Linked DNA regions of Mus musculus: region 1 is linked to region 2. A link is a loop called in an ENCODE intact Hi-C map of the cell type or tissue named here. Cell type or tissue: left cerebral cortex. All regions are shown on one strand. Links, peaks and the distances in the headings refer to the core of each region. The heading gives the core; the rest is flanking DNA. Region 1 overlaps Ssc5d (scavenger receptor cysteine rich family, 5 domains). Region 2 holds the start of Ube2s (ubiquitin-conjugating enzyme E2S).

Region 1 (16,309 bases), core at 3,797-11,796, 130 kb after region 2:
GGTACCCGTTCTGTGCTCCTGATTGGTCTCACAATCGCACCACTGGCTGTTGACATCTTTATTTACCAGTTGGATGCAACTGGGGGCCGGGTCCTTCATTGCCTTATGTGCAGATACTTGTGTAAGCAGTTTGAGGGACCAAAATTAATATTATAACACAAGCAGCATTAAGCCAAACTCACTTCATTTCCCCCCTTTCATCTAATTAACAGGGCTCTTTTATCTCAGACATAAATTGAGTACAACTATAAAAATTATGTAAATTACAAAGTATGATGTACAAGTGACATCTGATTCATCATATTTGTCAGTTAGATAAAGTATTCCACCATCTAGCTAAACTCAAAGAGTTTATACTTTTATATCTGAATTATGTTCTGATATTAGCTTGCATTACCATCTGAAAACCATCCTTTCAAATATATATCATCTCTCTCAATGCTAAACAACTTGTGTTTGATTATGAGACTATAACTAGTCTCATAATCCAAGAAAGAAAATCCAAGAAAGAAAGAAATATAACCTGAATATACAGGAAGCACAAAAACATAGCTTCCAAAAACTTAAACAAATTGTGGAGACAGCTGCCTGCCTGGACAGCCCCTAACTTCTTATAACAGATGTCAGAGCATCTGTCTTCCGCTTTCTGGCCCAGAACCATCTGACAGACCTTGAAATAAAGCAGGAATATGAGGGGCTAGCTTACCCTGCCTTGGCAGAGCTTAGCAGTTGACTAGCCCACATCTGTTTGTCCTCTTTGGACAGTATTTTGTCTGCAGATGAATAGGGCAGTTTTTGCTTAGTGGTTACCTTGCCATTACTGGAGCAACTCCATGTGGAGGTGTTGATGCTCAATTTCTTCTTTGAACCATGAAGAGGGTACTGTCAGGAGCAGGCATGTCTCTAGTCAGAATTTCTAATAATAATGAAATGATTAAATGTTAACAGATACATTCAAGTTCTTAAAATCACGTTTCTCTCCGTGCATGCATGTGTGCACACATGCCACAGTACACATAGTGGGAGAACTCTTTTTCTGCCATGTAGATGTCCCACAGGTCAGACTTCTGGTGTCAGGCTTGAGGGCAGGCGCCTTCACCCACTGAGCCATCTCGCCAGCCCCCTTTCAATGTATTTTGGGTGTATCCCTAGGAGTGGGATTTCTATATCATATGGTAATTCTACATTAGCTTTCTGAGGAGCCAGCCAGCTCTGCTTGGCTCTGTGTCCAGTGCAGGAGAGATCTCGATCAGTGCCTGCTACCTGAGCTGAAGGGTTATGAGGAGAAGCAGAGCTGAGGGAGCTGATGGGCATTTAGAAAGGAAGGCAGAAGGCAGGTAGATGAAGGCTCAGAGTGCTAGCTGGGCTCTTTGACCCTGACTCTTGCTTCTTCTTCTTCTTCTTCTTTTTTTTTTTTTCCTATTCCAGGGTCCCCCCAGTTGCGCCTGGTGGCTGGACCCAGCAGGTGCTCTGGCCGGCTGGAGGTATGGCATGACGGACGCTGGGGGACAGTATGTGATGACAGCTGGGACATGAGAGACTCAGCTGTGGTCTGCCGGGAGCTGGGCTGTGGGAGGCCTCGGCAACCAGACCCCGCAGCAGGCCGCTTTGGCTGGGGTGCAGGCCCCATCTGGCTGGATGACGTAGGTTGTATGGGGACGGAGGCTTCACTGTCAGAATGCCCTGCTGCTTCCTGGGGGAAACACAATTGCGCCCACAATGAGGATGTCGGGGTTACCTGCACTGGTGAGGATGCACTAGCCACCCACTGGCTCTAGGAGGGCTTCTAAGTGGAAGCAGTGGAGGCTAAAGGTGGTGTTAACTTGACTGAGTACTGCAAGCTCCAGCTCTGTAGTGGGTATTTAGCTCATATAACCTCATTCAAATTGCCTATGTGTAGCCAAAGTGAGGGCTAATTCACATGAACTCTGGCAGTGCATCCCCCCATTTATAGGGGTTGCTTTCCAGCTCCACAGCTAGATACTGAGCTAGGAGCTGGCTGCTCAGAACAGAATGAACATAGTACAGGTCTTTGAGGAGCTCACGCCTCATGGAGAGCAAGGGGAACACAGACAAGCTCTTGCAAACCAGCAGTGTTTGGGAGGTCTCTGAAACCGCACTGACATTCCTTCTGTTGCTAAAGGACTCCCAGAAATGAGAGAGGTGGGGGGTGGTGGGGGGTGGGGGGGGTTGTATTTCAATATACTGAAGATGCAGATTAAGTTCAGCCAAGGGAAAGCAAACACATGTGGAATGGAGTTTAGGTGTGAAGTCCTGGTGTGTGTGGGAGGGGTATAAACGGTGCTGGATTAGCCCAGCAACATGTGTGTGACAACATGAGAGAAGAGCCAGATGTGCTAGTCTTGATGTCTATGGGGATTGATTGTTTGTTTGTTTGCTTATTGGTAGGGGCTTGATTGACCACGTTCAGGGCTGTTCAGAAATCACATTGTCAGTGTGGACTTAACATGGTGCAAACTGCCTCCCCTAAACATATAAAGAGTTTCTTACCAGGCAAGAACATTCCAAGGGCTTAGAGGTCATCTTCCTAGAGCCAGGGCAAAGCCCCCAAGCTTGTCTTGGGCATGATTCGTCCTTGACTGCCTAGGTGGCCTAACCAGAGAGACAGAGTGTGGATATTGGTGACTCAAAGGATAGAGTGAGTCATCAGGATAGTGCCTCTGTCTCCTCTGGGAGCCACCGGAGGACGGGGAGCAGGGGACTGGCTTGTAGGCTTCATGCCACTCTTGAGGGTACTGAATATGAAAGAAAAGGCAGTGGTGATAGAGCAAGCCTGTGGTACCAGCACTTGGAAGGCTGAGGCAGGAGGATTCTTACGAATTTAAGGCTATCCTGAGCTATAGAGTCCTTGTCATGGGAAAACAATCAGGGGCTAAGTGGTTTAAAGTGCTGGCTGATTTTGAAGAGGACCCAGGTTTGAGTCCCAGCACCCACATGGCAGCTCTCTAACTCTACTTGGTGGGTAGGGAATCTGATGCCCTCTTCTGGCCACTGCAGGCACTGAACCCACATAGAGCACAGACATTCATGAAGGGGAAATACATCAAATAGAAGTAAATCTTTAGTGTGTGTGTGTGTGTGTGTGTGTGTGTGTGTGTGTGTGTGTGTGTGTGTGTAGGCATGGTGGGGCAGACCTATAATCCTAGTTACTTGAGATGGTGTAAGAGGATCACAAGTTCAAGGCCTGCCTGGACAGCTTTGCTCCCGTCTCAGAGTAAAAACATAAGCAGCTGATACATTGCTAAGAGATGAAGCCCTTAAGGCAGCAGTTTTCAGCTCATGGGTTGTGACCCCTTTAGGGGTTGAAGGAGCCTTTCACAGAGGTCACTTAAGTCCTGGAATAATCAGCTAGTTATATAATGATTCATAACAGTAGTAATATTACAGTTATGAAGTAACAACAAAAAATACTTTTATGGTTGGGGTTTACCAAAACTAGAGGAGCTGCATTAAAAGGTGGAAGTGTTAGGAAGGTTGAGAACCACTGTCTTAGGGTGTGTGCCTAGGAGTGGAGTAGCTATCCTGCATTTCCCTATTCCTTGACTTTAAAAAAAATTGACTTTATTATTTTTAACCATGTACATGCATTTGTGTGTATGGCACTCTTCCCTGCTGGGCTGTCCCTCCAGCCCCTAGCCCCAGCTTTTTGTGGAATCTGCACGCTAGTTTCCCAGAGTGGCTACACCACTAGACACTCCCACTAAGCGTGAAGGAGGACTCTGTTTCCTATTGGCTGTCATTTGTTTCCTTGATGATAGTTTTTCTGACTGGGATGAGATGGGATCTCAAAGTAGCTTTAACTGTTGTACCAGGCTCTTAATGACAGTTTTAATCCACCGGTAACGCAGATGACCTCTGATGGATCGCATGACAAAAACCCAAGGTTATGAAGAGGGGAGAGAGGCAGGTAGGGGTGAGAGAGATAATTAGGGAACAATGCACTGTAGACATGCTCGCAATGCTCAGGGGGCAAGCACACTTAGTATAGATTGCCTTTATTTAGTTTTTATTTTATTTTATTTTATTTTATTTTTTGTTTTTTTAGATTTATTTATTATATGTAAGTACACTGTAGCTGTCTTCAGACACTCCAGAAGAGGGCGTCAGATCTTGTTACAGATGGTTGTGAGCCACCATGTGGTTGCTGGGATTTGAACTTCAGACCTTCGGAAGAGCAGTCGGGTGCTCTTACCCACTGAGCCATCTCACCAGCCCTATTTAGTTTTTAAGTGTGCAGGTATTTTGCCTGCAAGTGGATCTGTGCGCCATGTGCTTGTCTGGAGTCCTTGGAGGCCAGGAGAGGCCACCAGACTCTCTGAGATTAGAGTTACAGACAGTTGTGAGCCACTATGTTTGTGCTAAGAATCAAACCCAGGTCCTATGGAAGAGCAGCAAGTACTCTTAGCCACAGACCCATCTCTTCAGTCCAACAGACTTCTATTTTCTTAAGTGAAACGAGGGCGGAGGGTATGGGTTAGCAGGACAGGACGAGACCTTCCCCATGATCTTATCTCTCCTCCCTCCCGGTCTCCTAGGGACCCCCGGCCTGGATACCATCTCAGACCCTTTCAGTTGGAGCTGGCTCCCTGGGCTGGGTAGAGATCAGGATGCCTGGCTCCCAGGAGAGCTAACCACCAAACCTTCTGCCAGTCTCACCTCCAGTGTGCCACAGAAACCCACAAAGGTTCCAGGGAAAGCTCCCAAGAGTACCAAGAAGTGGGTGACTAAAAATGCAAGGAGACCAACCACTCAGCCCCCTGGGATGCCAACCACCAAACATTCCAGGGCCCCAGGCACCCCAACCTCCCTACATCCAACAGCACGTACCTCTGAGTTACCAAAGAGACTGACCACTGAGGCTCCCCACAGGCAGACCTCACATACCACTGTAAGGCTGACCCCTAGGGTCCCCTGGGAGTGGACCTCAGAGCCTGTGGTGTCACAGTCCACTCAAGGTCCCCAAGAAGTGACCTCTGAGGCCACCACAACGGAAAACCCTCAGACCTCTTTGGAGCCATCGGGTGAGAACACCGAAGGCTCTCTGGAATCATCCCAAGATCCAGCTACCACCCCAACTGCTGGAGTCCCTGTGCCATCAGGTGAGTAGTAGAGAGTTAAAAGGGTGGGGACAGGGAGGTGGCCCTGTACCTCCTAACCTGAGAGCCTCCCACCTCCCCCAGGTCCCTTCCGGGTTCGTCTGGCTGATGGGCCCAACAGGTGTGCTGGCCGGCTAGAGGTGTGGCATGCTGGACTCTGGGGAACAGTCTGTGATGACAGCTGGGACATCCGGGATGCCACAGTGGCCTGCTGGGAGCTGGGTTGCGGAAAGGTCCGGCCCCGAGTAGGCAAAACTCACTATGGCCCTGGCACTGGGCCCATCTGGTTGGATGACATGGGCTGTAAAGGAAGTGAGATGTCACTGAGTGACTGCCCCTCGGGGGCATGGGGGAAGCACAACTGTGACCACGAAGAAGACGTGGTGCTCACCTGCACTGGTACCAGGGAACAGTGAGGGAGGCCGAGGTGGTGGAGTTAGAGTGGGACAGAATGGTGTCTCGTGGGCTAGAGGGGACTCAGCGTTGGTGTCTAAAGGTCTAAGGAGCGGGCTGGAGGGGGCTCAGCATGAGAGCAGGAAAGGGTTACTTCAGGAGACTCTGGCAGGGAAGGGAAGCCCGGGGGCGGGGGGGGGGGACCTCAGCTAGCAGGAAGAGGCACAAGCTACCTGTCTCTCCCCCAGGCTACACGGGTGATGACGATTATCCTTCCTGGACCTGGGACCCTACTTCCGGAGAGGACCTGACCAAAGGGACCACAGTGGCTGCGCGGCCTGGACATACACTTTCCTGGGCTACCACTACAAACACTGAAGTCCCCTCTCCAGCAACACAGAACCTTCCAGACACGGGTGAGGGGCTCAACCTGGGTGCATATGCCAAGGCATGTGTGATGAGGTCAGAGTCAAAATGGTGGAGCTCTATCCACAAGCTCCTTTACCTACCGGGCGATGGCATCCGCCCACTTTTGTTTTGTTTGTTTTGTTTTTGAGGTGCTATATCTTGTATCCCAGACTGGCCTTGAACTTGCTATGTGGCTGAGGTTTGCCTTGAACTTCCTGTCTCCCCCTCCCAAGTATTGGCAGTGCAAACATATGTGCTACTGTGGTCAGCCATAAAGATCTCTCTAACAGCTAGCCTAGGCCTCCATGTCCTGGCAGGCTTGCCTAAATGTGTTCCACTCTTGGGCTTGACAGTATTCACCTTCTCCAGAGTGCAATGGGACAGCATGTGGCTCAGAGCGATCAGAGGGCATCAGCTAGTACTGAGCCTACCAAATCGACCATGCCCCTCAATCCAGAGCATGTGCAGGAATGACCCAGAGCCCTCAGCTCAGGGTTGTCCTGTGAGCACATGGTTCCACCGTCAGCAGACTCATACCCAGTCTGGCAGTCCATGTGTTGTCCTGGTCAGGCTCTAGGTCAGACACAGACAGGACCCTCCTGGAGCACAGGTTCTAACTCCTGCCCTTCCCAGCCCCACCCATGAAAGTCAGTGCCTTACATGACATCTGTCAGTCCTTCTGCTTCTCCATGGCTTCTGTTTTGCTATGGTCTGTGTCCTTCCACCCCTGATGCTAACCCAGGGATCTCCATCCACCCTGGCCCCTACATCTTAGAACTCCATTTTGCTTTTCTCCTGGTGTCTTTCTCCCATTGGATTCGTTCCCACTCTCTTTTCCTCTTTAGTACTCTGTTTTTCCCAGTGCAGTATCTCTTGGTTTTTTTCATCAGTTTTTCTTTAAAGTTCTATACTCCTTCCACACCTTTTACATTGTTTAAAGTTATTATTTTATGGGTATGGTTGTAGGCATATCTATGCCATGTGCATACAGTTCCCACACAGGCCAGAAGAGGGCACCAGAGTCCTGGCCAGAAGAGGGCACTAGTGCTCCTGAAACTGGAGTTATAGACAGGCGTGAGCAGCCACATGGGTGCAGGGAATTGAACCTGGCTTCTCTGGGAGAACAGCCTGAACTCTCTGTCCAGCCCCTGTATCTTCCTTTCAAGTCACCATCTCACCCCATTTCTCAGTAGTTTGCTTTTTCTTTTTTCTTTCGTTGTCCCAGCTGGCCTAGAACTCCTGTTCTCCCCCTGCCTCCACCTCCCCAGCCCTCGGGTCACTGGGCATGTACCACCTTGCCCGTCACTCACTGTATTTCACGTGACTTCCTCTCTTCTTTCCTTCCTGGGTTCCCCCTCCACTGTCTTTTTCAGACCCTCTGCTTTTATCTCCTCCCTTCTGTAGCGTTCCCCCTTTCCTTCCTTTTTCTTTGTTAGATTGATTGATTGTATATGTGTGTGCATGCACACCTGTGCTCAGGGCCATATGCCACAGTATGTGCTCGCACACGCACTCATATGTAAGTGTGTATATGCATGAGTATACGAGCTCATATGTGTGTGTGCACACTTGCATGCGTGGATTCGTGCTTGTGTGTGTGTCTATGTACAACCTGCAGGAGTCAGTCTTCTCCTTTTACCATGTTGGTTCCAGGTATACAACTAGAATTTTCAGCTAGGTGCCGATCCATCTCATCTGCCCTGTCTCTAATTTATTACTCCAGCTACCTGTCATTCATGTCCCTCTTTCCTCCCGTCCCCTTCTTGAGACAGGCTTTTCTTTTTCTTTTTAAGATTTATTTATTTTATGTATATGAGTACACTGTAGCTGTCTTCAGACACCCAGCAGAGGGCATCAGATCCCATTACAGATGGTTGTGAGCCATTACAGATCATGTGGTTGCTGGGAATTGAACTCAGCACCTCTGGAAGAGCAGTCAGTGCTCTTAACCGCTGAGCCATCTCTCCAGCCTCTTCCCTTCCCCTTTCTTTTTCTTTCTTTCCTTCCTTTTCCTCTCTTACTTTTCTCTGCCCCTCTACACTTTTGAGCTGTTCTTTTATAGCTCTAGCTGGGCTTCTCTATGTACCCGAGGCTGGCCTTGATCCCCTGACTGCACCCACCAATGCTAGGATTACAGGCACGCATACTCCAACTTCTTTTCAGTCAGCTACTGCCATGTTCTGAGTCGCACTATCTGTTTTTTAATTCTGCTAGCTTCAGTCCTTTCTCCTTCTCCCTCTCCCTCTCTCTTTCCTTCTTTCTCTGTTTGTGTCTCTTGACCCTCATTTCAGTGAGAGAGGACACTATTTGTGCCCTACCCGCTGCATTTCGCACCCCTGTTTCTCTGTCACCCTCATTTCTCTCTGCATACACCGTTGAATGCTCCCTGCCTCTTTGTGTGTGTCCCTCTGCCTGCCACTGATTGGAGGGTCTGCTTGCATCCTTTCTGGAACCCAGCATGCACAATCAGGCCTGCCTAGGTAGGTACCTGCTCTTCTGCCTAGCACCTCCTTACGTCACGGAGTGCTGCACATTTTGATTGGCCACCAGGATCCCTGTTCTCCACCTGTAGAGTTGAACTAGGGAGCCAACTTCAGGAATGTATAACGTGGATCCAGGAGTACCTCTTGCTGGTATCGAGGTTGATCGTTAGAATGCTGGAACCAGAAGTGAGTTCTTAGAGACCCCGTTCCTTGTTCAAGTGCAGCTGCATTTGCAGAACTTACATTCTACACAATTAGGGCAGTTTCTCTGTCCTGCAGCGCCCCCTCGTGGTAGAATTGAGCGCATGGTGAGGCACTGCCCACTGCAGAGACAGCTGAGGCAGGGGGATCCTTGTAGGGGGAGCAGGGCAAATAAATTAGAAGTACAAACTGTACAAGCAAACTCTTGGGACAATTTTATGTATCAAGGGTTAGAAGAAGGTGTAGTAGTAGGATGAGACTGTTTCAAACAATTTATATGTGTCTTATGTATATATGTGTGTGGTATGTGTGTAAGTATAACTATATGTAAATGCTTGTGTGTGTCTCTGCAATGTGTGGACAGTGTGTGTGGAGGCGAGAGGACAACATCTGGTGCTATTCCCCAGGCACTATCTAAACCTTGTTTTTATGAGACAATGGCCTTGAAGCTCAACATTGAGGCCAGGCTAGTGATGCATAAACCTGGGAGATAGCTCTGTCTCTGTCTCCCTACCACCGGGATGGCATACCCAGCTTTATATTTTCTTTAAATGTGTGCTCTGGGGCTCACACTCCGTTCCTTGTGTTTGCAAAACAAGTAATTTACAAACTGAGCTATCTCCCAGCTCTTGTTTGCTGCCGAGAGCTTCTTTTTTACCATAGCCTAAGCTGGCTTGGAAGTCACTGTGTAGTTCAGGCAAGCCTTGAACTCTGAGTGGTAGGATTATAGGCATGCATCATGATGCCAGCCTAATGCCATTCACTCGTTGTACTGGGATGATGTGTGCTGCCACTCAAAGCACAAGCCTGGGCTCTGACTCACTTAGCTGACTCCAATCCAGACAGCACAGGGACAAGTTGTGTGACTGTGCGTTCCAATCCAACGTACAGAAGGCCCGCGTCGTCACCTATAACAGAAAACTCTGCTTACCGAAACAATTCATAGGCTCAGGATCCCAAGGTGGTAATGATTATTTATAGAAGAGAAACCAAGAAAATCCTTCCAGAAATGTGATATTATCCTTCAGCAGACGAGAGCAAGAAGAGAAGTGTTGTTTAATTAATTCATGCGTGTGCCATGGCTTATGTGTGGGGTCAGAGGACAGCTTCCACGAGTTGTATTTTCTACTCCACCATGTGGGTTTTGGCAGGGTTTAACTGAGGTCATCAGGATGTACAGCGAGCAACTTTACCCACTGTTCCCAGGAAGGGAATTCTCAAGCGACCAAAGGCCTGTGGGAGAAAACTCGCATAGTCACATGGTTAAGATTCTTTTTAAGGACTTATTTTGTGGTTCAGGCATGGTGGTGCATACCCTTCATCCCAGAACTCTGGAGGCAAAGGAGGTGGATCTATGTGAGTTTGAAACTAACCTGGTCTATATAGCAAGTTCCAGAACAGCCAAGCTACACACACACACACACACACACACACACACACACACACACACACACACAGCTCAGTGAGACCAGAAGAGGACATCCAATCTAAACCTGGCATTACAGGCAGGTGTAAGCTGCCTGAAGTGTGGGTTGGAAACCCAAAAGATGCTCTTAACCACTAAGCTATTTCTCCCACCTCAGCAAGGGTAGGCTTTAAGCTCTAAGAAGGGCCTCCATGGATCTCTCTGGCTGCTAGAACATCACCACAGATCTAGTGGCTCATGTTCTTGATCTTCTGTAGGTCAGACTTCATGGGTCTGACTGATCTAAGATCAGGCAGGGCTGATCCCTAGGGGAGAAGCTGCCCTCTTGACTTTTCCAGCTCCAGCCCCTTCCTTCGTCAAAGCCCGGAGTGTGTTGCCTTTCTCTGGGCTTAATCGTGTCTTTAGTCTTTCCCCTGAGATTCACCCTGGAAAGGTTTGTGTATTCTAAGTATTTATGAGACTCAGGAACGTTTTTTCTTTTTGTTAATTATTTATTGTCACCCATTTATTTATCTATTTATTTTAACTGTATTATGTTTGTGCATGTGTGTATGTGTGTGCTATGGCTTAAAAAAGGCTGCTTGGGACAGCATGATAGTTCAGTAGATAGGATACTTGGTGACAAACCTGACAAGTATTGTTGGAGCACACATGGTGGAAGGCACACATGCACTAATAAATACATGTCATTTTAAAATGTAAAGGGAGATTGGAATTCCAGGCCAGCATCAGCTACATGAGTTCAAGTTCAGTGTGAGCTACCTGAGACTGTGTCAAAAACAATATTGCTTTGAACGGAATCAATGCACGCATTTGCTTTATGGGATAACCTCTTCAGGTTCTGCGTTTACTAGCCAAGAGCATCCTGACCGGTGACAAGGTGACATAGGCTGAGGGGCTGAATGACGGGTGAGCTGTGGTAATGAGCAGCAGGAAAAAGTGGAAGGAGGACTCAACTCTCTTCCTCACACATCTGCAGATGACCAGGGAGGTTATGAGTCTTCCTGGACGTGGGATACACCTTCAGGAAGGGGTCTGTTCAAGGGGACCCCCACCACAACCAAGCCTGGATCCACAGTTACCACTAGCACCAGCAAGAGTCCCGGCCACCCCTTTCCAGCTCCAAGGGCCCGTGCAGGTGAGGCATGGGCAAAGAGGCCTGGGGAGTATGTGTCCTGGGGTACAGAGATGGGCTCCAAGCTCCTAGGGGTAACTACTTCTTACTTCAAAGATCAAGCAGAGAGACAGCCTCGAACTCACACACTTCCTCCTGCCTCTGACTCTAAAAGGCTGGGGTTGAAAGCATGGGCCACCACGCCTGACTAACTCACTTCTTTTCATTCAGTTTAGAACCCCAGCCCAAGCGATAGATATGGTTGTTTCTCCCTCCTCAATAAAATCTCTCTGTAAACTCCCATATAGACATGTTCAGACCTGTGTCCCCTGGGTGATTCCAAATCTTGTCAAGTTGACAGTGAACGTTAATTATCACATAGAGTCTCACTGTGGGTGTTTCCTAGGAGTCTTCTCGTATCCCAAAGCGTGTTCATCTTTCTGGTCCCCTGGGCTCTTTCTCCACTCTGTACTTGTAGGCATCTGTGTTCCCCGCATAGGCCACCAGGTGGCGGCAGGGACCTCGCAAGAGTTGAGGAGGAGGGGCACTAGGGCCTGGTGAAATCTGCCGGTGACCCATGATGTCACGAAGATCTTTGCCTTCCCATTGGTCTTCTCCTCAAGGGACTTTGCGGAATACGTAGATAGGGCAATAGGGCAGACTGACCTCTGACCGATCTGCCCCTCTTTTCTCCAACTCCAGGTTCACCAAGGAAGCCAACACCTGAGCGCCGGCCGCTGCCCACCTCAGCCACCACCTCATCTCCTGCTTCCTCCTCTTCACCAGAGCCTTCTGGCTCACGGCAGACCTCTGGCTCCTGGCCACAACTCATCCCAGACTCAAAGCAGGAGGGGACCTCTAGCTCCCCCAAACCATCTCTACTCACCCCAGGACTTCCCTCCCCAGCAACCTTTGCCTTGTCCACTCCTAATACCAGTTTGCTTCCAACACGTTCCCCAGAGCTTTCAGGCAGCCCAACACCCACCTCCCCTGAAGGGCTAACCTCTGCCTCCTCTATGCTATCAGAAGTGAGCAGGCTTTCTCCTACCTCAGAGCTGACTCCAGGACCTGATACAACACCAGCACCTGAAATAATCCCAGAAAGTTCTGACTCCTCAGACCTCCCCATGAACACCAGGACCCCCACACAGCCGTTTACAGCCTCTCACCCCACCAGCATCCCTCAACTCAACACAACTTCTTACCCCACCATTGCCCCTCAACCTACCACAAACCCTCAGCAACCCAGGAGCCCTCACCCCGCCACAAGTCCTCAACCTCCCACCAATACTCACCCTTCCTCAACCCCTGCCACCCCTACAGAGTCCCTTCCATCCTCCCGAAAGACAGAACTTTCCTCTCCCACTAAGCCTAGACTAAACTCAGAGTTGACCTTTGAGGAAGCCCCATCCACAGACGCATCCCAGACGCAGAACCTAGAGCTCTTTCTAGCCTCGGAGTCCGGCCCCTCCAGTCCCTCTCCAGCCTCAAACTTGGACCCACTACCCACAGATGCCTTCAAACCACCCAGAAGCCAGACCTTACACTCAGCTTCAGACCACCTCACTCAAGGGCCAACCCCTAATCACAACCCAGATCCTTTTGGGCCATGTGTGTCCCCATTACCACCAGTAAGGGTCATGGCTTGTGAGCCACCTGCCTTGGTGGAGCTGGTAGGTGCTGTGAGGGAGGTGGGTGACCAGCTGCAGAGACTGACCTGGGTCCTGGAGCAGGACCGGCAGGAGCGCCAAGTCCTGGCACTGGGCCTAGCCCAGTTGGTAGAGGCTGCTCAGGGGTTGGGGCAGCTGAGTGAGACTGTAAAGAGGCTAGCAGAGGTGGCCTGGCCCCCCAGCACTCCTGTGCCCATGACCACCACCACAGAGGAGGAGGAGAGGCCTCTGAGGGGAGATGTGTGACCCACTCTGAAATTCACGGTGCTTAAGATACTCTTAAACAAAAGCCAACGTATGTACAATCGAAGTGTGGGTGTTGTTACTGGGGAGCAGGGGCTCTGGAGGGACAGAATTACAATGCTGATCCTAACTTGTCAATGCCATCTGTGATGGCGTTGGAGATCATGGTGAGGTGATGGCAGTTGATGGTCATGTGCTCACGGTATTGATGATGATGGCAGGGTGACAGTGGTGTTGATAGGGATCATGGTTAGTGACAGGATGGCGCTTATGGTGAAGGTCATGGTGATGGTCACAATGCTGTGATGGTGGTTGGTGGTCATGGTGGTTGTGATGATGGGATGATGGCAATAATGGTGTGATGATGTCAGTGGCGATGAGCGTGATGACAAAGATGGTGTGGTGGTGTTGTGGTATAATGATGAAGATGGTGGTCACGGTGTTACCGATGAAAGCCGTGATTGTGTGTGGATGGTGATGGTGATGTTAGTTGTGAAGGTTATGATGGTGTGGGGGAGTAATTTTGTGGTGACTCTGGTGATGGCGTTGATAACAGTGATGATGGTATTGGTGGTGGTGGTGATGGTGAACTGTGGATGGTGGTGATTACAGTGGTGATGGTATTGATGGTTATGGTGAAACACAGTGAGTGTGATGGTGGTAGTGATGAAGAGGTGATGTTGGTAATGGCGGAGACGTGATGACACTGATGTGCTAGCAATGCTGGTGCTAATGTTGATCATGCTAGTGGTGATCATTATGACAGTCCTGGCATTGATGAATCTGTGGAGGCAGGAAGCTGTCTCAGCCATGGTGTGCCCAGCTTTAAGGACAGAGCACACAGTTCATGAGTCCAAATAGGTGGGATAACATCGTCATATGGACAAGCACTTATGGGGTGTGTCCGTATCAGACTCTGTTTGAAGCAATTCTCACCCTTCCTAATGCTACAACCACTTAATACAGTTTCTCACGTTGTGGTGACCCCCAACCATAAATTAATTTTTGTTGGTACTTCGTAGCAGTCATTTTGCTACTGGTACAACTCATAATATAAACATCTGATATGTGGGATGTCTTGTGTGACCCCTGTGAAAGATGACCCTCAGGTTGAGAACCGCTGGTTTAGAGGCTCTGCAGCCGGCTGTCATTCCATCTCCGTTAACACTGGCTGGGGAGGGTACTGTTACCACAGCTCAGCAGAGGAGGAGATGCACTCTCAGCCTGGATGCCGGGTGGAGTCCTTGCTAGGGGTAGTCCTGAGCCAGCTACTGAGCCTCTTAGTCTCCGTTCCCCACCTATAAACGGGGATAATAATAGTGTATGTCTCATGGGCATGTGGAGATGACTGGACGGGAACATTTCTGAGCGTGCTTAGGCTCTGCAGGGTACGTGGTGAGAGTGACTGATCTGTTGTCCGTTTTGTGCCCCAGTCCCTGCAGCAGCCTTGATTGGCAACCCAAATCTGTCTCCTCCAGACCCTTTTGAGAGAAGGTTCCATGCATGTAGCCTAATCTGGCATGTCATTCAGTGTGTCATGGATGCCCACGAGCTTCTGACCTTCTTGTCTGCATCTCCCAAGTGCTAGGAATGAAGATGTACAGTATCATACTTGGTTATATGCACCATTGAAGGTTGCACCTAAGGCTTCATGTATACTGGGCAAGCATTCTACCAACTGAATTTCATGTCCAGTTCAGATAGGATTATGTGGCCACATCGAACCAACTGGGCTTGTGTCTAGTCTTGCAGCCTGTATATCTCTGGAATTTTTGTTCATTTCTCAGAGCCTCAGTTTTCTCCTCTGTAAATTGGGAATATTAATCACACTAAGCCCACAGGATGAGGATTACCACTGAGTCAGTTCATGGACAGGCAGAGATGCCAGGTGGTACAGATCCACTTATGAAGACTGCACCCAGGGCTAGTGAGATGGCTCAGTGGGTAGACACTTGCTATGTAAGCCCTGATGGTCTGAGTTTGGTGCCTGGAACCTAAATAATAGAAGGAGAGAACCAACTCTCATAAGTTGTTCCCTAACCTCCATATGCACCCCCAATAAAGTAAATGAATTAATGGAAAAAACCCTTAAAAACAGAAGTGATCCCAGACACAACTATGGCTCTCTATGCCTAGCATGTGAACTCTGTGTGTGTGTCACACACACACACACACACACACAGAGACAGAGAGAGAGACAGAGAGAGAGATAAAGAGAGAGAGACAGAGACAGACAGATAGACAGAGACAGACACAGAGAGAGACACACACAGAAAGAGACAGAGACAGAGAGAGAAGAGAGTACTCTCCTTAGGACTGGGATTTCAGGCATGCACCACCTGAAAACTACTTCCCATCCACATCACTGCGGCCCTGCAAGGGAGGAGTCTTAATCTGCTTTGCAGAAAGGACTCAGGGCCCTCTAGCCCATCATCAAATCCACACAGTAGAGCTGCAACCCAGCCCTGGGACAACAATGGCCATGCCCCTTCTTTGACCTCATCCTGGGGTTCCAGATTAGGACTTTTATGACTCGCCCATCTTAGTGACCAGTGCCTTCCTATATCTGCACCTCTTCTTACTGGTCTGAAAACTGAGGACCAGCTTAGAAGACACTCCACCCCTCTAACTCCAGTTCTGACCCCTGAAACTGTGGCCAGGAAACCAGTCCCTCCTTCTCTTCCCAGATCACGACTCAGAGGTTACTGAAGGTGATGGAGCCTGGCGCCCCTACACTCCTGTAAAGGCCAGTAGGGTCCAGTTACTGATTTGGGCAGGGAATGGGATAATGCCCAGGGGTCTTAATAGATGGACACTCTGGTCCCGCCAACAGGCAAAGGCATATGCAGGGAACTCTCTGGTCCTCAAATCTCATTAAGCCAAAGACTTAAATAACTACTGAGAGCTAAACTTGGGAGGATAGGGCTTCTGCTGCCTTCTCCTTCCTGTCCTGGCTCGTTAGAGTGTCATAGAGCAGTACCCCAGATTGGAAAGACAGCTGTCTCTATCCCTGGTCGGGATCAGGTGGACCCTAGCTACAGATCATCTCTCTGAATCTGCCAGAGAGCCCAACTTGGGGGACAGTCTTTGTCTTTTCTGCAAACCAGAGGTGTGTGGATGTGTGATGGGTGTTCTAAGCCAAGGTCTCTTTACCCCTGGATACCTTCTGCTAGCCCCAAACAAGTGGGTACCTAATTACTCAGTCATCCTATCCTTGTTTGGCTGAGCAGCTAAGCCCAAACATCTGGCTCCAG
Region 2 (15,294 bases), core at 1-8,000:
AGTTCAGAAGGTTCCATGAATTAAACAGTCCTGAGCTAAGTTGGTTGGTTGTAGGCACTTCTCTGAGTTTCTGACCTGAACCGGCAGATGTTACCAATGCTGAAAATGAATATGGACTATCTCCTCAACTTTTACTACTGTACCTCCAAATTGGAGGCCTGGATGTCCCTCTTTTAACAGGCCCCAAAGCAGAGCCAATAGCCATCTAGCATTTCCAGTGCTTTGGATAGAAACAAGCTCAACCAACATACAGAAAGGAAGGCAAAACAGGAAAGATTTTTGGGGTTGTTTACCTTAGAGGTTAATCCTTCCCAAGTGCCCTGAAGGAAACCCCAATTCTCTATCTTCACAACCATCAGCTCTAGAGGCTCATTAGGGGGGAAAAAGTGCAAAGGAGGCACCAGGTGACCTAACTACTTTAAGTGGCCTTTAGAGACCTTGGAGCCTCCTCGATCAGTTACCTCCACCTCAACTGACTAAGGAGAACTGTGGTCCAGTCTTGTACACAGACGATGCTGAATAGTGTCCCCAAAACTGTCTCAGGCAGTGTAATACCCCCCAAGTTAAAAACATTAGTACAGGAAAACAACTTTGAATTAAAATAGTGGTGATGGTTACAGTGCAACAAACAACAAAACAAAAACCACAAGAAAACCACTCAGCTGGGTAGGTGGCACAATCCTAGAAATCCAGCTTCTGATTAATTTGTCTCATTAATCCACTTGCTTGGGTCAAAAAATATAATAGCCATGGCTGGAGGTTAAGTTCATGGCCAGTTTGGGCTTTTAAAAAGTTCACTTTTAAATTGAAACATGTAAAAAAGAGTCTCTAAACCACACACTGCTCTCTACCTTCTATAAAACCACCCTATTAGTTGTCAGGTCTCTACTTTGACACTACAATACAGTACTTAGTGCCATAAGGCAGTCCTTCCATTATTTCCCAGTAAGGCTGGAAACTTCATTTCTATTTGACTTTGTCTCCTACTACTTCAGTTTATTTTTAAACACTAGATGAAGTACCATGGCTGAAACTCACCAGCAGCACATGTCGTATGCCCAATTCAGCCGTCCAGTCCCTCTTGAGCACATTGACACAGATCTCGCCATTGGGGCCCACATTTGGGTGGAAGATTTTAGTCAGGAAGTAGCCCTTGGGTGGGGAGGCAGGGAAGTCCTTCCCCAGTAGGAGCTTCATACGGAACAGACCTCCAGCATAGGGAGTCCCTTCTGAAGAGGAGGAAAAGGGGCTGCTTTATTATATCCTAACATCCTTCAACATTGCCACTCTTCAGGACAAAGGGACCCAACCCACCAACTTTTCCTGTAAACCATTTTCCAAGCCTTTCCCCATCCTCATGAGAGGTGTGTTTTCATTTACCTACTTGCTTGGGTCAAGTGGTAATCATAGATGGTCTACACCTGGCAGTTGCTACACTAGCTAACAGCAGACCAGGCAGACATATTGCACACCCTCAGCATTATAGGCCAGTCACCTGATTTTGAAACTGATTTTAGCTGACTATATAGAAATTCAGTTGACAAATGAGGTCTGAAAAATCTAACTGGTTTGCTTAAAATATGCAAATCAGCTTATTACCACCAGTTTCCCCTCACAATGCTTTTTGTTTAGTCTTGGGACATTCGATTGATTAGTGTTTCAGATCCCCTGGCATACATTTTTTTTTTTTCTCTTCAAGACAGGGTTTCTCTGTGTAGCCCTGACTGTCCTGGAACTCACTCTGTAGACCAGGTTGGCCTCGAACTCAGAAATTCGCCTGTCTCTGCCTCCCGAGTGCTGGGATTAAAGGCGTGCACCACCACGCCCAGCTACACTTTCTATTTCTGCTTCACTTATATGCATCCTCACGTCTCTGGAAAGTAACACTTGACAGCCTTAATGCAAGCCTAAGCAAAAGGCCACATTTTGTCATAAGCACCTGAGAGGCTGAATCCTATTTGTCCCACAGCCACAAGACAGAAGAAATCTGGTCAAGTGGCCCCTCCCTTCCGTGCTCACACTCACCAGGGCCCTCGATGGTAACCTGCAGGTCTGTGAGATCCTCCTCATTGGGGAAGACTTTAATGCCATCAGGTGGGTCTGCCGTCAGTGTTGTCACCTCCTTGTACACTAGGCGGATGATGTGGGGCGGCAGATTCTCCACATTGGAGTTCTAGGCACGGAGGGAAAAGGAGAGTGAGCAGCCTGAAATAGCTAGGATTAAGGTGGGTGGATACCAGAATCCAGACTTTAGAGGTCCGAGGTTGTCAATCACTGCCTGTCAACTGGACCTAAGATGCTTCTGGCTTTTGCCCCATGGCTGACCGGGACGGTGTCTCAGAAAAAGCTTCTACGTGGCTCAGCGTACCCGAACCTACCCAAAGCGCTCGTTAAGACGCGCATGGGTCCACTACTGGTTCCAGGTGGGCCTGAGGCCTAGCCGGAGCCCTTCCCCTACTTAGGCTTGAAACAACCCCATCAACCGCCGCCCCCCCACACACACCAAAAAGAAAAAGGCTGGACGAAATGGCGGCGGGATGTCTTGCTCCTTAAAACACCCATGGGCGGGCCGCAAGGCGCCCAAAGCCCTCCCCAAGGTTCCGAGGGCTGCCTGGGCTCCCGCACCGTTTGTTGAAAGGCCCTGGGGCCGACTCCTGGCTCCGGACGTTCAGCCATGCCACCAAAGCACTCAGAAGCTGGCCAGAAAACACTTGGGACGCCGCAGTCGCCTCCTCTGCCCGAGTCCCCAACGGCCCCTCGGGCCTCCCGCGTCACTCACCATGACTTCAGCCGGCCGGGGGCGGGTCCCCCCGGCCCCCTTCCTGCACTCCTCGGACCGCCGGCCGGGGCGGGGGGCCCAACTGCCGGCCGCTGTGGCCCTAGCGAGGCCCCCGAGGCCCCACTCCGCTCCCACTAATTCCGACGTCCGCTACGAAACGCTCACAACGTTACGTCTGCTCCTCGGTAGAACCGGCCGCGCGCCCAACACCGCACTTTTATAGCTACTCGCAGGCCCCGCCCCCTCACGGCACGTCTCGACCGCGTACGTCAACGCGCACGTTGCTGGGCGGTCAACGCTCTTTTCTCTGTTCTTGTCAGAATAGTAGCAGAAGTTCGAACCCAGTTTGTGAGGAGTGCTATCACAATGAGGGCTCACGCCGGCTGAGGAGTTGACCTGGGAGAACCAAGCGGCTAAAAACCTAGAGCAGAGAGAAAGGGGGCGCCCGCCGAGGCGACGTGGCCGCTGATTGGACCGTTTGAATGAGACGCCGCCACGACTTGGGGTGCGCGCGCGCGCTCCGGCCTGGAGAAAGACGCGCACGCGACTAACGGTTAGGCAGGGGAAGGGGCGGAGCGAGGGAAGACAGGACTGGAGGGGTTAAAGGGATGACGGAAGGGGCCTTGACCAATAAACAGGGGCGGTCGTGATCTGGACTTGTGGGGCAGGTAGGAATTGAAAGCTACTAATGGGAAGCCAGCTCAGTGTGATAGACTCCAACCTCGACCAATGAAATGTCTCAATTTCTTTTGTGTATGCAAATGTTACGCTGGGAGTCTGGCGACCTCACCTGGAAGCCATGGAAGGGCGGAAGTGTGGACATAATTTGTCTATGGGGCTCCATTTTGTTCTGCGCTCCTGTTATGTGTTAGGAAGCCCTCAAAATCAGGTTGGTTGACTCCGAGGGCTTGGACTTCCTGATCCTCTAGAGTATGACTTGTGACTTTTGCCACCATTGTTTCTGTAGGGGTGCCAGAGGAAGAAGTCAGGGAAGTCTCACGTCCTTATTGAGAGCTTTGTGACTGACCTCCAGACCCCATAGACTTCTGTTAACTTTTTGAGAGACAGAATTTCATTACTGGCCTGGAACTCCTTTTTCCCCCGGGGTCGGGGGTTGTTGTTTTGGCTTTTCTTTTTTTAGATTTATTTATTGTTTTATGTAAGTACACTGTAGCTGTTTTCAGATGGTTGTGAACCACCATGTGGTTGCTGGGATTTGAATTCAGGGCCTTCGGAAGAGCAGTCGATGATCTTAACCGCTGAGCCATCTCTTCAGCCCTTGTTTTGGCTTTTCAAGCCAGGGTTTTTCTGTGCAGGCCTGGCTGACCTTCCTGAAACTCGAGCTATAGACCAGGCTGGCCTGAACTCACAGAGATCACCTGCCTCTACTTCCTGAATACTGAGATTAAAAGTGTATGCCACCATACCCTGGCCTCGTTCCTTTTATATCCATCCTCTAGCCTATGGGATAGTGCTGCCCACATTTAGGTCATCTCTTCCCTCACCCATAATTAACCTCCTGGTCCTGTCCTTACATATACTCCCAGAGGCTCTTACTAACCATGAAGTGTTAATCCAGTTATGACAGCATGGCAGAGATCTAGAGAGAATTAAACTATCTGCAGTAATCCCATGCTGGGGAGAGAACAGACTGAAGCTTTGACTGCAGAGGAGTAGGACCTCATCTCCCAGGAAGAGATTTCACAGTTCTGACAACCTGTCTCATAGCTAAATCTGCATAAGCACATTTCTTGAGTCTTGTTTCATGTTTTCTGTAAAATTGTAGCTTTGCTAGAGGGAAAGCAGAAAGAAACAACCCTCTTCCCTGACAAGATCTGGCTATAGTTCTTAGGAAACTCATTTTCTTCACCAATTCTTTTTATTTATTTATTTTTATTTTATTTTATTTTATTTATTTATTTATTTATTTATTTTTTCCGAGACAGGGTTTCTCTGTGTAGCCCTGGCTGTCCTGGAACTCACTTTGTAGACCAGGCTGGCCTCGAACTCAGAAATCTGCCTGCGTCTGCCTCCCAAGTGCTGGGATTAAAGGCGTGCACCACCACGCCCGGCTCACCAATTCTTTTTAATTTATTTATTTTGAACATATAAATGTTTTGCCTGTATATATGTAGGTTCACAGTATGTATACCTGGTGCTCAGGGAGTTTAGAAGGGAGTATCAGATCCTCTGGAACTGGAATAACTGGTGGTTTGAACCACCATGAGGGTACTGGGAACTGAACTCAGGTCCTCTGTAAGAGCAACAAGTGCTCTTAACCACCAAGCTATTTGTTCTATTTGAGAACAGTATCCAAGAATGGAGTCATGTCAGGAGGATTTTGAGTGCTTGTGAGACAAGAGTCTTGTGACCTCTGTTTCGTCGAAACATGGAATTGTTCTTGGACTGTGTTTTGTACTCCTGTGCTCCTCCAAGATGTAGCAGCTAGGAGTGGCTTTGCTTCAGATTACCCCAATTGCTTGCTGATGTTATTCAGCTAAATGTTTAAACTGTACTTTACATACCTCTATGGAAAACAGGTTTTTGTTTCGTGTGGCTTGTTCTTGTGATTGTAGACAGTCTGAATTCATGAATCCTGTGGCCTTTCTTAACCCTCAGGGTATTACAGATCTCCATTTCTCAACATGTGGGCCTTGACCCCTTTGAGTCGGCGGTTGAAGAACCATTTTACAGGGGTTGCCTAAGACCATTGGAAACACATATACTTACATTATGATTCATAACAGTAACAAAACTACAGTTGTGAAGTAGCAATGAAAATAACTGTGGTTGGGGGTCATCACAACCTGAGGATCTGTGTTAAAGGGTTGCAGCATTAGGAAGGTTGAGAACCACTGGTATAAATTTTCTGAGGCTATGAATAAAGTAGGCTATTGCATGAAACTTTAGTCTGCCTGATTTATTGGTTCCATTCTCCCAGGTCCCACTGCCTTTAGAGTAGTTACAGTCCAGCCCCCTTATTTTACAAATTTTTGTCTTAAGGTTTTCTCCTATGGAGATGAGCTACAGGCTTCAAGATGACAGAACCAGTCAATCCTGTTTGACTCCAGCATGACTAGTAAGCAAAAGAAACAAACTTACATAGGGGTAACTATTCATGACTTTGGATTAGGCAATGGTTTCCTACACCTAATGCCAACAACAGCCACAAAACAAAACAAAACAAAACAAACAAACAAAAAAAAACCAAATAAATCCGACTTCATCAAAACTAAAAAAGTTCACGTTCAGAGGACCAAAGTGAAAAGATACGGGTTGGGGTATGGCTCAGTGGTAGAGCACCTGCCTAGACTCTGCCAGTGAAGGATTAGAAGTATGGCTCAGTGGTAGATGGTCTGCCTACAGTCCAGCAGCCTGGGCTACATGAGACTGTTTGAAAAAGCCAAACCAAACAAGGTGAGGATTAAAGTACTTGCCTTACAAGAAGGAATTGATCTTAAATTCCCAGAATCCACATAAAAGCCAGTTACAGTAGCAAGCATCTATAATTCCAGGAAAAAGATAGGAAATCCCAGGAGCTGGGAGGTCAGCTGGTCTGTGTATATAGCAGCAAAGAGGAGCCCTGCTGCAAACTAGGTGTAGGTGAGGGCTGACCCACTTATAGAACATGCACACAAAAGCCTGTGCTCAAACACAGAGCATGGACATGTGAACATACATCGTGCACACACACACACACACACACACAAAGAAAGACCTTGTTTCCATCTGGTATTTTGTTACATAAATGAGAAAAGCGACAAAAAAAAAAAGTAACTAATGCAGAGGTTATGAGTTGCTGTCAGAATTGGAGGTTTGGGAATGCTGGCAAGGTGCTGTAGTAGGGTGGATCTCTCTGACAAGGTAACATCTGAAACTGGAGAGAACGCTCAGGGAATTAAAACACTGCTGTCGGGCTGGTGAGGTGGCTCAGTGGGTTAGAGCACCCGACTGCTCTTCCGAAGGTCCAGAGTTCAAATCCCAGCAACCACATGGTGGCTCACAACCATCCGTAAAGAGATCTGACTCCCTCTTCTGGAGTGTCTGAAGACAGCTACAATGTACTTACATATAATAAATAAATAAATAAATAAATAAATCTTTAAAAAAAAAAAAAAACCACTGCTCTCGCAGAGGCCCCAGGTTTAGTTCTCAGCACCCACATCAGGCTGCCCACAACTGCCAGTAGCTCCAGGTCCAGGGGATCCGGTGCCCTCTCTGGCTTTCTCAGGTACCAGCACACACTTAATATACATACATTTATGTATAGCACACAAACACAATGTTTTCAAAAAGAAGGTGACATTGTCAGGTGGTGGTGGTACACACATACCTTTAATCTCAGCACTTGGTAGGCAGAGGCAGTTGGATCTCTGTGAGTTCCAGGCCAGCCTGGTCTACAGAGTGAGTTCCAGACAGCCAGCTCTACACAGAGAAACCCTGTATCAAAACCAAACCAAACCAAACCAAGAACAAGATGCCATTTGATGTCAGAGTTAAGAGAACCAAGGGAGGAAGTTGTATAAGAGTCTATAGAAAGACTTTGATGGCAAAGGAAACAGCTGGTATCAGGAGTGGGCCTGGATATTAGCAGTCTTCAAAGTATGTAGCAATCCTGTACACTATGTTCTTTTCTATTTCCTGTCTTCTCAGGGAGGCTGCACATCCTTTTATGTGCTGTGTGGATTCTAGAAGGTTCTCTGCACTATAGCAGCCTGAGTCTCTCTAAGCAGTCACTTATTGTCTTTCCATCTGTGCCTGCACCCCTGGGTAGGAAATAGACAGGAAGCTCTTGTCATCCTGGGTGGAGGGGATCTAGTGATTTATCAATATGTCAGTGGACTAGGTGCCTCCTCTAGTGACAAACCCAGAGCACAAAGCAGAGGGTCTGCATTTGGTAACACTCCCCCCCCCCCGCCCCCTTCAAGACAGGGTTTCTCTGTGCAGCCCTGGCTGTCCTGGAACTCACTCTGTAGACCAGGCTGGCCTTGAACTCAGAGATCTGCCTGCCTGTGCCTCCCGAGTGCTGGGATTACAGGTGAGCGTCGGTACCAAGCATTGAGGCTTTCAGAGCTGTAAAACCAGTGTCTCTGATGCAAACCAAAAGTAACCAAGGGACAAGGGGTAAGGCTCAGGCAGTACAATGCTTACCATGCAAGTATGAGAAACCAGAGTTTGATTCCCCAGCACTCAGGTAAAAAGCCAGAAAAGGTAGCACTCATTTTTGGTACCAGTACTAGGGAATCAAATTATCTAAAATTGACCATTGACCTCTATACACATGCATACACACACAATGGAATGCTATACACACACACTCAACAGGATTTGCAGTGGAATGCCTAGAATCAACAAGTATGGGAGCAAATCTATTCTCACACATGGACTTGACACAGGCCTTCTGAGTTAAAGTTGGCACTGTCCAACGGTAAGGGTCTGTGATTTATTCAAGAGAAATGATAACCAAGACTCAAATAGTGAGCAAAGGCCAAGAGCGTTTATTCTGCAGAGAACCTACAGAGGTGTAAAGAGGTGTAGCTTTTAGAGGTTCACAAGACAACAGCTGCTCAGAGAAAAAGAGAAAGCAGTGGGAAGGAGGGAGGGAAAAGAGCCGTCTCCTTCTACAGAGCATTCTGGAAGGGCAGAGAGAGACGTCTGCTGTAGCTTGCGGTTCTGCCTCTGTAACCTAACGCCACTGCATGCAGGGGTCCCAGAGTGGAACACAGAAGTGTGGGCTTTGCAGAGCCAGTTTAAAGCCTGGTAGGGTAGGAGTGGGTGACTTTTGCCTTTCTTTCCCTTGCTTAGTTTGCTCTTTCTCCAGGGGTGTGGGTGCCTTTGTGATTGGTTAGGGCTCTGGGAGACTTGGGGGACTTTTGCTGATTAAACATACTTGGCTCAAGCTAGGTGGTGGGGCAGCTTCCTGACTGGCTGCCTGTGAAGGGTGGTTTTTTTGGGGGGGTGGGGTGGGGGGGAATTGACTTGTTTTGGACTTTTGCAGTTGTGGAAAACAGAAACTTGGGCCTAGTCTCCCAAACTGCTAGTTTGCAGCCTGTCATGGAGTCAGCCTGGCTCTGACTGACTCAGTTCTCTCACAACAAAAGGTCTTCAGAACCCAGGCAGGGGATTTAGCTCAGTGGGTGGGATGCTTGTCAATCGTATATGAAGCCCTGGATTCAACCTTTAGCACCACATAGACACAGTTGTAAAAGCTGGGCGTGGTGGTGCTCACCTTTAGGCTCTCGGGAGGCAGAGAGGAGTGGGTCCCTGAGTTTGAGGACAGTCTAGTTTACAGTCCAGGATAGCCAGAGTTACACAGAAAAACCCTGTTTCAAAAAGCAAACAAACCAAAAAATAAAATAAACCCTGCTGTGGTGGTACACATGTGTAACCCCAACATTCAGATGGTAGAGGCAAGTGGGTCTGGAGTTCAGGGTCACCTTCGGCTACATGGTCAGTTTGAGACTAGCCTGGACTATGTAAGACCCTGACTCCAAAAAAATATGATAAAGTTTTTTGTTTGTTTGGTTGGTTGGTTTTTTGCTTTTGTTTATTCTAGACAGGGTTTCTCTATGTGGCCCTTGCTATCCTGGAACTCACTCTGTAAACCAGGCTGGCCTCGAACTCATAGAGATTCCTCCTGCCTCTGCCTTGAGAGTGCTGGGATTAAAGGTATATATTACTGGGCTGGAGAGATGGCTCAGCGGTTAAGAGCACTGACTGCTCTTCCAAAGGTCCTGAGTTCAATTCCCAGCAACCACATGGTGGTTCACAACCATCCGAGATGAGATCTGATGCCCTCTTCTGGGGTGTCTGAAGACAGCCACAGTGTACTTACATGAAAGAAAGGAAGGAAGAAAGAAAGGAAGGAAGAAAGAAAGAAAGAAAGAAAGAGAAAAAAGGTATATATTACTATCCCCTGTTAATAAAACTTTTTTTTTTTTTAAAGAAAGAAGAGAAGGGAAAAAAAAAAAACAGAATTACTTGAATGATGGACCTTTTGGCATGTCCAGCACTTAGGCAGGAGGACATCCTGGGCCACTTGCAAGACCCAGCACCCACATTGAGCAGCGCACAACCACTCCAGCTCTAGGGGATCTTCCACCCTCTTCTGACCTCCTCAAGTACTGAATTCCTGTCGCCCAGTCCACACTCAGAAACATATACATACACAGAATAATTAAAAATAAAAATATAAAAGGCAAAATTAAAAGGTGTAGATTTTAGAGGTTCACAAGACAATAGGTTAAGAATAGCTGCTCGAAGGCTGTGTTAGTGGCACTGTGGAGTTGGGAACCTGGAAGGAAAGGTGTTAGGTTACAGAGGCAGAACCGCGAGCCACAGCAGACGTCTCTTTCTGCCCTTCTAGAATGTTCTGTAGAAGGAGAGGGCTCTTTCCCCCTCCTTCCCACTGCTTTCTCTTTTTCTTTCTTCTCTATATAATTTTCATTACATTCCTGTATGTATGTATATAGTTTCATACATCCCAGCATCCATGTAGAGGTCAGAGGACAGCTTTCAGGAGCAGGCTATCATCTTCACTCTATGGGTACTCAGGGGCACCTCAGGCTTGGCGGGTGTCATCATGTGTGTGTCTGTGTGTGTGTCTGTGTGTGTGTGTGTGTTCCCAAGACAGGGTTTCATTATGTAGCTCTGGCTATCCTGGAACTCACTCGGTACAACAGGCTGGCCTCCCGCGTGCTGGTATTAAGGTGTGCACCACTACTGCCCACTCAGTGGCCACCATCTTTAACAGCTGATCCATCTTCTTTTCTTCCTTTTTCTTTCCCTCCATCCCCTTCCTTCCATTCTTCACCCTTCCTCTGTTTTTTTTTTTAATAAACAAACAAAACTTAATCTTATTTTATGGGTATGAATCTTTTGCCTGCTTGCATGCTTGTGCAGCACATGCATACAGTAACCTCAGAGCCTAGAAGAGGATATTGGATCCCCTGGAACTGGAGTTATAGATGGTTGTGAGCCACCATATGGTGTTGGAAACAGAACTCGGGTTCTCTGGGTGAGCAGCCAGTGCTTTTAGCCAGTGAGCTGTCTCTCCAGCTCCACTCCATCCTGACCCCCATTTCTTGAGATAAACTCTCACTATGCATCCCTGATTGACCTGGAACTGGTGTGCAGGTCTCATGCCTTGTCTCCAGAGTTCTGGTTTTAGTGGCAATCTCTCTTCCTCTCCCTCCCTCTCTCCCTCCCTCCCTTCTTCCCTCCCTCCCTGTCTCTCTCCCTCTCTCCCCTGCCCCTCTCCCTTCCTCCCTCTTCTCACCTTTAAAAAGAAAAGAAAAGGAAAGGAAAGGAAAGGAAAGGAAAGGAAAGGAAAGGAAAGGAAAGGAAGATGCACATTTAGGTCAAGCACCTGGGAGACAGAGGCAGGCAGATCTCTGCTGAATTCAAAAACAGCTTGGTCTACAAATGGAGACTACACAGAGAAACCCTTTCTTCTCCCCTACCCCACCCCACCCACCAAAAAAATTAAAAAATGAAAGATTTATTTTATTTTGAATTGTTTGTGTGCGTGAACATGTACAAGGACGGGTGCTCTGGTAAGGCAAAAGAGGGTGTTAGATCCTGGAGAAAAGATTTTTGTGAGCTGCTGGAGCCAAGCCATGGGGAGGGGTTGAGGGTGTCCTGTGAAGAGCAATAATCCCCCTTACCTCCAGCCCCACTCCATCCATCCACCCTTTTCTTTTGGCTAGAATTCCATGTGTAGCTAAGAATGACCTTGACCTTTTGTTTTGTTTTGTTTTGTTTTGTTTTGTTTTGTTTTGAGACAGGATAGCCCTGGCTGTCCTGGAACTCACTCTGTAGACCAGGCTGGCCTCGAACTCAGAAATCCGCCTGCCTCTGCCTCCCAAGTGCTGGGATTAAAGGCGTGCACCACACCGCCCGGCGACCTTGACCTTTTATGCACTGTTAGGGTTTTGTTATGTACTCTTGGCTGGCCTGAAGTCCCTCTTGCTCTGCCTCCTGAATGAATGCTGGCTTTAAAGGTATGTGCCTTGGCTGTGGGACTGACCTTGAACTTCTGACCCTCTGGCACCCACCTCCCAAATACCAGGTTGACATGCTCACATTTCCACGCTTTCTGTTTTTCTAAATGTAATCATAGTGTGTGACTGTGTGTGTGTGTGTGTGTGTGTGTGTGTGTGTAGTGTGCCACTGCATGTGCACAGGTCTGACTATAACCTTTGGGTGTTAGTTTCTTCATTTCACCATGAAGGCTCCAGGGATCAAACTCAGGTTATCAGGTTTGTCGGCATGAGCCTCTGTCCACAGAAATGCCTCACTGGCCCACCTACTGCTTCTTACCTAACAACATCATCCTGAGGTGTTCCCTGTCATGTGTATGGGTAACAAAAAGACCATGTCCATTATTTCCCTCCAGATGACTTTCACTGTTCAATTCTTCTTTCTTTCACTCTGTACCAAGCACAGAGAGTTGGGTATGTCTAAGTTAAATATGTGTTTGCAGGACACTCTTGTATTCTTAGACGAGGAAAAGCAGGTTACAGAGTGACCTATATATAGGAAGAGTGCTTTGCTGGGGAAAATGTATTTGCATGAGGAAAATTCTGGAAGGAAGCGTGAAGATGCAAATGGCACTTGACTGACTGGCTGATGTTCACTTGGCCCTCTCCTCCCTTCTCTGGATCCTCTCATCTGTTCCTCTCACAATCACCATCATTGTCAGGGTGCATTTGGCTGCCAGGAATGGGAGCCCAATCAAGAGAGGCTTGTGGGAGAATTCAGGGACTTCCGAGGGCCATTTACTCCTCAAGAACAGGGACTTATTTGTTCTGTTCGCTCAATTTTGTTGAATAAATCTGTGGGTTAGCATAACAAAAATATGAATCCAAGCCAGCTCCTTAGAGTCCCTAGCTAGGCCTAGATAGTTACTGCCTTCATGCCATCTCGGCCACTTTCTTACTTCACCCAGGAGTTCATTTTCCTTTTTTTCCTCCTTCCCTCTCCTTTGTCTCTGTTCACTTCTATCTGCTTCTTTGGGGGGTGGGGTGGGGGAGGGTTTAAGACAGAGACTTGCTATGTAGCCACAACTGGCCTGGTGGCATAGTAACACTATGTAGCCTAAGCTGGCTTTGATCATCCGTACGGTTCTTAAGGTGGCTGTGTTTCTGTGTGAAGCCAGCTCTCAAGCCCTCGGTGTGCTTCCTCAGGAGCTGTCCACTGGAGGTTGGGGGTTAAGCTAGTCAGCATGCCCCTGGGATCCACCTGTTCCTATTTTTCCAGTCTCCCTGCACCTGGCTCTGTGTACTGGTGTTGGAGAGTCAACTCGGGTCACCAAGCTTGGGTCCTGAGCACCTTTCTGATAGTACCATATTCTCAGCTGACTTTATTATATTTTATTAAGGCAGGGTCTCATGAAGCAGAGGCCACTGTTGTACCCCTGATCTTTTCATCTCCACTTCATTAGTGCTGAAATTAAAGGCATGTGCTGCACTTGACTGGCCTTGCCCTTTTGCTCCCCAGTGATGGAATTCTAGGCATGTGCAGTGAGGCCCAGCCCTGCCTCTACCTTTCTCCCTCCAGCTCTTCTTCCAGGGTCTTTTGCAAACAAATACTCTGCAGAGGCAAACACTTAGGAGAGAACTTTCTTAAGTTTTGTACATCTAGTAATTAACTCTCTCTCTGTGCGTGTGTGTGTGTGTGTGTGTGTGTGTGACAGTTTGCAAATGTTGGCTCAGTCCTTCCACCATGCGGATCCCAGGGATCACGTTCTGGTCATCAGGCTGGACAGCAAAGTGACTTGACTTGCTGAGCTACTTCACTGGCCCAAAACCTTTCTCAGAGTTCACAAGTAGATGCATGGGAGCTGCCTCTCCCGCAGCGTGGCCTGCAGGCAAGAGATATAATATCGGCTATCGCCACACATGTCCACACAAACATTTGGTCATAGTTAGCTTCAGTTGTCATCTTGACAACTTAGGGTGAGGAAACCTCAGTTGTGAATTTGCCTCCACTGGCCTGGCCTGTGGCTAGCTAGATCTGTGAGGTAGTTCTTAATTAGAGACAGCCAGGCCTCAGCTGCAGCAGGAGGAAGCAGAAGGGACTCCAGGAGAAGGTCTCAGCTGCGCCTCTCTTAGTGAAGTGAAGGATCAGCAAAGGCTCAAGACCCACAAACGTCGCACAGCTAACTTTATAAGCAAGCCAGCTCTGCCTCCGTCACTGCCCACCCAGTCCTTGTTATAAGCTCACCAAACATCACGTGTCCTCCATGAGTCTTGCCTCAGCACATACATCTGTCTCAGCTGACATCACTCTGCCAATTGGTCCTGGTCCTCGGAAGGGAGAAGAGCCTACAGCACACCACTTTTGGTGCATTTCTCTCTATGGAGTCCTGATGAATGAAGCGCAACTGTGCATTGTAAGGAGTATCAATTCGTGCGAGTCATTAGCAAAGAATCCCTCATCACGGGTCCTTTCACGTGCTTGCTTTTTTTTTCCCCCTCTGAGACAGGGTTTCTCTGTGTAGCCCTGGCTGTCCTGGAACTCACTTTGTAGACCAGGCTGGCCTCAAACTCAGAAATCCGCCTGCCTCTGCCTCCCTAGTGCTGGGTGGGATTAAAGGCGTGCGCCACCACCTGGAAACGTGCTTGCTTTAGCAGAACATCCTTTTCCTGTGTCTGCTGTAGCAAAACGTTTCTTCATAAGTCTGCCTTAGCCTTTCACCTGTGTCCACTTCAGGAAAACATGTGTTTGCCCAGCAAAACACCATCTAACACAACTGACTTTCCAAAGAACCCTTAAGTCTGGGGTATATAAGAAAGCATGCTGAGGCAGCTGGATGGCTCAGCAGTTAAGAACACTGGCTGCTCTTCTAGAGGTCCTAAGTTCAATTCCCAGCAACCATGGTGGCTCATGACCATCTACGATGTAATCTGATGCCTTCTTCTGGCATGCTGATGTACATGAGATAGAACACTCATATACATAAAATAAATAATCTTTAAAAAAATAAAAGAAGTATGCTAAGCAGAGCAGTGAGCCAGTAAGCAGTGGCCTTCACGGCCTCTGCCTCCAGCTTCCTGCCCTGGGTTCCTGCTGTGACTATACCCTCAGTAATGAGAGTAGGAGGTATAAGCTGAAACAACTCCTTTCCTCTCCAAGTTAGTGTTGATCACAGCAAGAGAAGTCAACTAGAACTAGGTCCAATGCATTGGATGAGAGGGAGACAAAGGCAGGGCAAGTGCTCCCCAGTTGTCATACAAACAGGCACCTCAAAGCATCCCACCTTCTCACTCCCCTCTGAATAGCAACCTTCAAGAGACATGTTGGTGTCAGGCTTGTTGGCATAGGCCTGTCATTCCAGCTAGTCAGAGGATGATGCAGTGGGTGGAAAGTTCAAGGTCTGCTTGGGCTGAAGAGCAAGTTCAAAGCCAACCTGGGCAACTTAGTGAATGCCTGGCTCAAAATTAAAAAAAAAAGATATTTTTATTTATCTATTTATTTTTGGTTTTTCCAGACAGGGTTTCTCTGTGTAGGCT

Evidence for each region. Peaks named below come from ENCODE experiments on the same cell type or tissue, not always from the same donor. Only the 100,000 strongest peaks of a DNase experiment are listed, where the experiment ranks them.
Region 1: a loop joins it to region 2, with 9 times the contacts of the local background. A loop is called at or near these places in 10 of 42 quality-filtered maps.

The regions. Positions count from the first base shown.
Region 1 is chr7:4,931,707-4,948,015 of GRCm38, forward strand. It overlaps Ssc5d (scavenger receptor cysteine rich family, 5 domains), which reads left to right. Exons shown (of 14, transcript NM_173008.3): 9 at 1,429-1,746; 10 at 4,557-5,120; 11 at 5,202-5,516; 12 at 5,759-5,926; 13 at 11,008-11,166; 14 at 11,845-13,122. The coding sequence ends at 13,058. Among named protein-coding and RNA genes, the nearest start is that of Ssc5d, 14 kb to the left of the region's middle. In left cerebral cortex, for the core only: CTCF peaks have their summits at 6,918 (motif pointing right), 7,747 (motif pointing right), 8,688 (motif pointing left) and 11,644 (motif pointing right); DNase peaks (open chromatin) are centred at 6,936, 8,487, 8,640 and 11,693; H3K4me3 peaks cover 116 bases; H3K27ac peaks cover 10 bases.
Region 2 is chr7:4,809,384-4,824,677 of GRCm38, forward strand. Ube2s (ubiquitin-conjugating enzyme E2S) reads right to left here and starts at 2,957. Exons shown (of 4, transcript NM_133777.2): 1 at 2,780-2,957; 2 at 2,026-2,173; 3 at 1,039-1,229. The coding sequence starts at 2,782. In left cerebral cortex, for the core only: a CTCF peak has its summit at 3,531; DNase peaks (open chromatin) are centred at 3,057 and 3,420; H3K4me3 peaks cover 2,693 bases; H3K27ac peaks cover 1,826 bases.